2 separate regions of the Homo sapiens genome follow, and region 2 is linked to region 1. Evidence: chromatin contacts called from ENCODE Hi-C or POLR2A ChIA-PET data. All regions are on one chromosome and are shown on one strand. The core of a region is the stretch at or near the end of the contact, and the rest is flanking DNA. Distances in the headings are between cores, read along the strand shown. Region 1 has its middle 18 kb from the start of ATL2. Region 2 holds the start of GALM (galactose mutarotase).

The links. Hi-C counts contacts between places; a loop is a spot of excess contacts on that map. ChIA-PET counts read pairs that join two places held with the same protein, here RNA polymerase II (POLR2A). Pooled maps may share reads with other maps.
Region 2: a pooled map shows a loop between it and region 1 (2.3-fold over the local background). The contact joins the promoter of GALM here to the enhancer-like site in region 1. A Hi-C loop is called at or near these places in 1 of 50 pooled maps. POLR2A ChIA-PET finds 5 or more read pairs at or near these places in 5 of 52 experiments (CD8-positive, alpha-beta memory T cell, HEK293, OCI-LY7 and 2 more).

The regions. Positions count from the first base shown.
Region 1 is chr2:38,392,829-38,397,083 of GRCh38, forward strand. No RefSeq gene overlaps it. Among named protein-coding and RNA genes, the nearest start is that of ATL2, 18 kb to the left of the region's middle. RefSeq lists a silencer at 2,065-2,265 and an enhancer at 4,162-4,255. Within about 2 kb of position 2,168, at least 4 of the 41 ENCODE cell types and tissues checked have a DNase peak (open chromatin) inside an H3K27ac peak, as active enhancers do.
Region 2 is chr2:38,663,855-38,668,109 of GRCh38, forward strand. It overlaps GALM (galactose mutarotase), which reads left to right and starts at 2,260. Exons shown (of 7, transcript NM_138801.3): 1 at 2,260-2,497. The coding sequence starts at 2,308. RefSeq lists enhancers at 2,012-2,524, 2,525-3,037.

The sequences.
Region 1 (4,255 bases), core at 918-3,417:
CTCTATAAGTTGACTTTTGTTCGCATATTTATCCTGCATAGCTCAAACTGGTTGCCAAAGCTGTAAGTGCCCCGTAAAGATACAACAGGGGAACAAAAAAGAGTCTACTTTCTGCCTTGAATCTCTTCTTATTAGAAGGAAAATTTCCCAGAAGCCCCCTTAGACTTTTCCTCAGTCTCTTGTGTACTCACAAGTGAAATACATGTCCACTCCTAAACGAATTTCTGGCAAGGAAAATGGACTCACCATGATTAGTTTGATGTAATCAAGGTCCACACTGCTCTGGGCTGGAACCAGTTTTCCCTGAAACATATTAAGTGGCCTGATACCTGAACAAAATTGGGATATTGTTAGCAGGAAGAAGGGTAGAATGGCTGATGGAAGGGCAGCCCGTAATGTCTGGCATTGATGAGAACACTGGGCATGACTTCTAAGCACACTCTGACCTACCATCTCCTCTTTTTCTCCTATAATCCACTTGTCACGAGGTAAATGCCCCTTTCACTTGGGTATAACTAAAGTAATGAAGGCCTTTATACAACAGGAACCCCCGAGAACCCGTCAAGAATTCTACAGTTCCCAGAGAAATTAATGTGAGCTACATGTGGTTTATATTGAAACAAGCCACCAATTGAGAAGCTTAAGTTACACCATGGATGGTGAGAAAGGACCTTCCAGTTATCACTAAGCATCAGGCATGTGCTGTCCTTGTTCTTCCCTTGACCTGGGTTGTGTACAGAGTTCCTGGGTTTCAGCGATGCCTTGCTGCATGGTTGAAAATCCTGTTTATCTTATTGTCACATGCATCCTTATAATATAGCCCCCCATAAATTGAAGTGACTTGAATAAATGTTGGGTTTTTCCCCTCAGAAAATCAATTTAGCCAGGAGACAGGATTGGGAGACTGAATGAAACCTGAAGCTTCGTTTTGTTTGATGCTCATATAGTTGGCTTACAAAGTGATTTTTTTAATTTTTAAATTAATTACAAACAATTAAAATCAGAAAATTACACACATTTTTAAAAGTGTGACCCATCTCTACAAAAAAATTAAAAATTACCTGGGTGTAGTGGTACATGGCTATAGTCCTAGCTACCTGGGAGGCTGAGGGTGGGTGGATTGCTAAGCCCAGGATGTCAACACTGCAGTGAGCCATCATCGTGCCACTGCATTTTAGCCTAGGCAACAAACCAAGACACTGCCTCAAAAAAAAAAAAAAAAAAAAAGTAGATTTCTGGTTTAAAAAACTATCTGAAGATCTGACCACCGGAGCCAGTCTACTTATATAGTGACCACTGTCTGAAGCTGACTAGTGGGTCCCCCTTTGATCAGAAATAGATTCTCCAACTTGCCACAGACTCCATTTCACACTTGTGCTATCTGCCTGGCCCATCTCAAGCATTTGAACTCATGGCCCCTGGCTACCTAATCAAAAATGCCCATGGAGTTACCTAATGGACCTAACTCAAGAGTCATAGCCAGTATAGTAACCAAAACAGCACGGTAGCAGTACCAAAACAGACACATAGACCAATGGAACAGAATAGAAAGCCCAGAAATAATGCCACACTCCTACAACCATCTGATCTTTGACAGAGTTGACAAAAACAAGCAATGGGGAAAGGACTCCCTATTCAATAAACGGTTCCAGGATAACTGGCTAGCTATATGTGGAAGATTGAAACTGGACCCCTTCCTTACACCATATATAAAAATCAACTCAAGACCAATTAAAGATTTAAACATAAAACCTAAAACCATAAAAACCTTGGAAGATAACCTAGGAAATACCATTCTGGACATAGGACTGGGCAAAGATTTCATGACAAAAATGCCAAAAACAACTGCAACAAAAACAAAAATTCATAAATGGAACCTAATTGAACTAAAGTTTCCACACAGCAAAAGAAACTATCAACAGAGTAGTAAACAGACAACCTACAGAATGGGAGAAACTATTTGCAAACTATACTCGTGACAAAGGTCTAATAACCAGAATCTATAAGGAACTTAAATTTACAAGCAAAAAACAAACAACTCCATTAAAAAGTGAGCACAGGACAAGAACAGACACTTTTCAAAAAAAGACATACATGTGGCCAACAAGCCACAAAATGCTCAACGTTACTAATCACTAGAGAAATGCAAATCAAAACCACAATGAGATACCATCTCACACCAGTCACAATGGGTATCATTAAAAAGTCAAAAAATGCAGCCATAAAAAGAATGAGATCATGTCCTTCGCAGGGACATGAATGAAGCCGGAGGCCATTATCCTTAGTGAACTAACACTGGAACAGAAACCAAGTCCTGCGTGTTCTCACTTATAAATGGGAGCTAAACATCAAGTACACATGGACACAAAGAAGGGAACAACAGACACTCAGGCCGACTTGAGGATGGATGGTGGGAAGAGGATGGTGGGAAAAACTACCTATCTGGCACTATGCTTATTACCTGGATGATGAAATAATCTGTAGACCAAACCCCAGTGACATGCAATTAACCTATATAACAAACCTGCTCATGTAACCCTGAACCTAAAGTAAGAGTTAAAAAAAACAAAAACAAAAACGCAAGTTGGCCAGGCTTGGTGGCTCATGCTTGCAATCCCAGCACTTTGGGAAGCCGAGGAGGGTGGATCAGTTGAGGCCAGGAGTTAGAGGCTAGCCTAGGCAACATGGTGAAAATCCCATCTCTACTAACAATACAAATATTAACTGGCTGGGTGCGGTGGTTCACGTCTGTAATCCCAGCACTTTGGGATGCCAAGGCGGGAGGATCAGCTAAGGTCAAGAGTTTTGACACCAGCCTGACCAATACAGTGAAACCCCATCTCTATTACAAGTACAAAAATTAGCCAGGTGTGGTGGCAGGCACCTGTAGTCCCAGTTACTCAGGAGGCTGAGACAAGAGAATTGCTTGAACCCGGGAGGTGGAGGTTGCAGTGAGCCACTATCATGCCACTGCACTCCAGCCTGGGCAACAGAGCGGGACTCCAACTCAAAAAAAAAAAAAAATCGCCATATGTGGTGACACACACCTGTAATCCCAGCTACTTGGGAGGCTGAGGCAGGAGAATTGCTTGAACCCAGGAGGCAGAGGTTGCAGTGAGCCAAGATCACACCACTGCACTCCAACCTGGGCAACAGAGCGAGATTCTGTCTCCAAAAAAAAAAAAAAAAGTTATAGCCAGTTCAGAGAATGAAAAGCAAATACATTGATGAGGGATTTCAGGAGATCAGAGACATGAGTCCCATCTCCAAAGAAAAAAACACCCTGAACCTCACAGCCCTCCTCCCTCTCCCCACAAACCTTGGGAAGCTGGCCAACCCTGATAGCAGAAGAGTAGAGAATAAAACATCCCCTTGTTTCTAGTGTACAACAGTCACTGAGTCATGGGAAGCCCCGGAGCGCTAGATCTGATTACCTGCTGATCATGATTTCAGCTTGCAGAACAAGCCTGTTCCCATTAGTGACAGTATACAATTACTAGCTGACATGCTTACAGGGATCTTACCACAATATTCTTTTCAGGAATGTATTTCTTCTACCATCCTCTACCCACAGACACACACACATCCTATTTTGATATGCCTGTCCCAAATGGATTCTGAAAACTGGTTCAGATAGACTCTGTTTTATTAGCTCTCTCTATATGTTTCTCAAGGTCCAATTTTCTTCCTTCTTTAATCCCCATGTCATGATTATGACCATTAAAAACCATCTTTTTTTTTTTTTTTTTTTTTTGAGGTGGAGTCTTGCTCTGTTGCCCAGGCTGGAGTGCAGTGGCACGATCTCAGCTCACTGCAACCTCCACCTCCTGGGTTCAAACGATTCTCCTGTCTCAGCCTTCCGAGTAGCTAGGATTACAGGTGCCCACCACACCTGGCTAATTTTTGCATTTTTAGTAGAGATGGGTTTTCACCATGTTGGCCAGGCTTGTCTCAAACTCCTGACCTCGTGATCTGCCCGCCTTGGCCTCTCAAAGTGTTGGGATTACAGGTGTGAACCACCGTGCCTGGCCTTTTTTCTTTTTTTTTTGAGACAGAGTCTGGCTCTGTGGTCCAGGCTGTAGTGCAGTGGCATGATCTCAGCTCACTGCAACCTCCGTCTCCCGGGTTCAGGCGATTCTCCTGCCTCAGCCTCCTGAGTAGCTGGGATTACAGGTGACTGCCACTGCGCCTGGCTAATTTTTGTATTTTTAGTAGAGACAAGGTTTGGCCATATTGGCCAGGCTGGTCTCAAACT
Region 2 (4,255 bases), core at 1,010-3,509, 270 kb after region 1:
TTAGCATTGGGCAGGCAAATACATTTATTTCCTTCTGTAACAGCATGTGCTTGGCAGAACACTGAGAACTGGAGGTTGAGAAAAAAAAAAGTGGTCTTCCTGCTCACTTTTCTAAGACATCCTTGCTAACACAGCATTGCCAAAGGGCTTGCGTGTGAATCACCACAAAGTTAAGTGGCTGATGAAACTGAGAGTTTATGAGAATTTCTGATGAAGCAGCACATAGGAGTGCCTGTCGGTTATTGTATGAGTGTGATGCAGTCTATAATTTGACTTGTTTGGGTCTTTTTATTATTATACGTTGAGCTTCACTGAAGCCTGTTGCAAGCTTTTTTATTTTTCCTTTGCTATCAGAATTCTTCTGCTTCATGATGGAGAATTGAGGCTTTATGGCAAGAATGCTAAATATACCTTAAATTACAGACAGAAGAAGCTGAGAGATAGTTATTATGTTTTATTAGCATCTGATTCCAGGCACATAATCCCAATTCTCATAATTTCCTAATCAAAGATGCATTTCATTTCTGCACTCACCCCAGTCTAGTTGGATACCCTCTGAAGTACCCAGGAACCAAGCCAAGAGCAGTATCAAGAAAAGATAGATGATTATGCAGATGGCTTGAGTAAAACTTGTCTTTAGGCTCCCAGCATCCTCCCACTTCCTAGGCTCAGTACTCCTCTAAAGTTGCCAGACTTAGCAAGGAAGTACATAGGTGCCTGTATGTTATCTCATTAAGGCCCTTAATAGCTTTATCTTAATCCTTCTGCCATCAGAGCCTATTTTTTTGGGGAAAAAAATTCAGATTACTCATCAAGCCTTAGAGCAATATTTCTCTAAATCTGGTCCCAGATAATCTGCAGAAGAATAACTTGGGAACATGAAAAATGCAGATTCCTGAGTTTCACCCTAGACTTCCAGAATTAGAAATTCCAGAGGTGGGGACTGGGAATATGCATTTTAAATGTCCTCAGCAAATTCTGAGACACAATCAAGCAAGACAATTATTTAATAACCTTAGTGTCTTTCCTCTCCAACTGTACATACCTGAAGACTCCATCCTACTTGTAGAAAAGGAGATAACAAAGGTTCAGTACCTGGCATTTACAAGGACCTCAATCAATACTTGTTCCCTGAATCCCTTCTTAAAGGAACTGTGGACTTCAGGAGCCAGAAGACACCAGAGGTCCCTTTCCAGTCCCTTGAAGTAAAATAAGTCTGAGGCTGTCTCTAATCACCTCCGCACACCGAGGGCCTAATCCATCTACCTGACCCTGTCTGGTCCAAGCTCCTCGAGGCTGGCACAGCTTTGGCCGTCAGGAGAGCCTTCTGGGCAGTGGCTCTAACAGAACCATGTCCAGGACTTCATCCGTGGGACAAAAAGAGTGAATCTTCAGTAAGTCTGTGTGCAGAGAAGCCTGAGATGATTTACCTCATTTCTAAGCTACTACTGTACTTTGTTGTTGTTGTTGTTGTTGTTTTGAGACGGAGTCTCGCTCTGTCACTCAGGCTGGAGTGCAGTGGCGTGATCTCGGCTCACTGCAAGCTCCGCCTCACGGGTTCACGCCATTCTCCTGCCTCAGCCTCCCGAGTAGCTGGGACTACAGGCCCCCACCACCACTCCCAGCTAATTTTTTTTTTTTTTTTTTTTTTTTTTTTTTTTTGTATTTTTAGTAGAGGCGGGGTTTCACCGTGTTAGCCAGGAAGGTCTCAATCTCCTGACCTCGTGATCCGCCTGCCTCGGTCTCCCAAAGTGCTGGGATTACAGGCGTGAGCCACCGAGCCGGCCAACTACTGCTGTACTTCTTACCCCCTGTATCAAAGAGTTAAAATCTAATTTTTTCCCAAGATCGGTCTCACTGTAAGTCTGCTATCTGTATTTTCCCATTCTTCGTCTGATAGCCACCGACATTAATGACCAGCTCATTACATGTTGAGGTGTGGGGAGATGGGGGTAGAACCCCGTCAACCCAGGATTCGAGTTTAGAAAGACTACAAGCCCCAAAATGCAATTTCACCTCCCAAAAACTACCATTCCCAACATGCAATGCAACCAGGACGAGCCAAGGAAAAAAAGTACAAGTGTGGCTGCAAAGTTTGCCCCTCTTGTTACCCTCAGGCAAATGATTGATTTAGAAAGGCCCCAGGGGCTATTTTTTGCAGGAACGGTCACTCCCTAAATCCAGGCAGGGAAAGGGAGGAGTCTGAGCCGAGTCACGCCCCTTCTCCTGTAAACTTGGGTCGCCTCTAGCTTAGCGAGCGCTGGAGTTTGAAGAGCGGGCAGTGGCTGCACACGCCAAACTTTCCCTATGGCTTCGGTGACCAGGGCCGTGTTTGGAGAGCTGCCCTCGGGAGGAGGGACAGTGGAGAAGTTCCAGCTGCAGTCAGACCTCTTGAGAGTGGACATCATCTCCTGGGGCTGCACGATCACAGCCCTAGAGGTCAAAGACAGGCAGGGGAGAGCCTCGGACGTGGTGCTTGGCTTCGCCGAGTTGGAAGGTGGGTTGAACTGTGCCCTGGGCTGCGAGCAGGCCCCAGGCCCACGCTACATACCTCCCGGATCTAGCGGGCCACTTGCAATGCGAGGGACCAAGGGGGAAAGTCGCCTAGCTTGGGACCGTCTGACTTGCAAGCGCATGCATCATAGAGGGCCGTGTGGCCATCCAGCATTTGGGAAAAACTGTAATAAATAAACTATGGCAGTTGGCCTCTGGTTATCCGTTCAGGCTTTGCCCCAGTTAACGTAAAAGGTCAGCTGATGGTATGATACACTTCAGCGATCCTGGAGCGATCTTTGAACTGCCTAATCTTTGAACTGCCTGATACCTGGAGAAGGCTGGAGAGGAAAGAGCAGGCAAGAGGGGGTGTGGCTCCCACTTCTTCCCTTCTGAAGAAGGAAATTCAAATACTTGCCTCTTCTACTTCCTTCTTCCTTGATCAGATTCTCTTTGAGGCCTGGTTGTCTCAGAAATGCTCCACTAAGCTCAGTGGTTGCCTAGTACACCAGCTACCCAATAACCATTTAGGAACAAAATAGAGAAGACCAACTCAGTGTCTTCTCAGAGATCAGGTCTCCTACCAACTAGGATGGACTTTTATCCCAGAATCCATGGGCAATTAGGATCAGGCATTAATTAATACATTTGACAACTCTATTAATCCGATGACCTCATTAAACAGGACAGACAAGGTCCCCACTCTTGCGGTTTGGCTGGGGAGATAGACTTTAACTCAGTAATTGCATAAATAAAGAATGACAATTGCAGCTTGATTGCAGCAAAGGAAAATGTACATCATGCTCTCTTAGCACCATGGTGTAACTAGACAGAAAATGAGGTGTGAAATAAAGCTGGCAAAGGGAAACTGAGAGTTAATACTCTCTGCTCAGTGGTTGGGGCGTAGACAAATTCTGCTGGAGAGGAGGTTTGAGGTTTTCCTTTTGGTGTGTCATTCTGTCTGTTTGGTTCTTCCGATACGTAAGATATGTAACTTGGCTCATGGTTACATGTTGGCCAGACCAGCCTGGCCAGCATGGTGAAACCCTGTCTCTACTAAAAATACAAAAAAATTAGCTGAGCATGGTGGCACGTGCCTGTAATCCCAGCTAGTCAGGAGGCTGAGGCAGGAGAATAGCTTGAACCCAGGAGGCGGAGGTTGCAGTGAGCCAAGATTGCGCCACTGCACTCCAGCGTGGGTGGCAGAGCGAAACTCTATCTTAAAAAACAGAGAGCAAATTTCAATTCCTCAGGGAAAAAAACAAAACTCAGCTTTCTGTTGAACACCACCATGCCCGGCTAATTTTTTTGTGTTTTTGGTAGAGATGGGGTTTCACCATGTTGGCCAGGCTGCTGGCGGGCACCTGTAATCCCAGCTACTTGGGAGGCTGAGGCAGGAGAATCACTTGAATCTGGGAGGCGGAAGTTGCAGTGAGCCGAGATTGCGCCACTGCACTCCAGCCTGGGCGACAGAGTGAGACCCCATCTCAAAAAAATAAAAATATACTCTAACCTTTCCCTCTGCCTTTCTGTGTAACAGCTGACCATAAAGAAATTAAGACCCTCATTCCAGAGGGGTCCTGCCCCATACCCGGAGGAAGAAATGCTGCATGGGGAGGCCAAGAAAAATCTGAACACAGGCCTTGCCGAGTTTCCCCACTCACTCTATTAGCAACAGATCTTACCCTTTTGGTCCAATCATATTTCTACATGGCTGTCCATGTTCCATTGGACCTAAGCATAGAAATGGATTGTTTTCCTT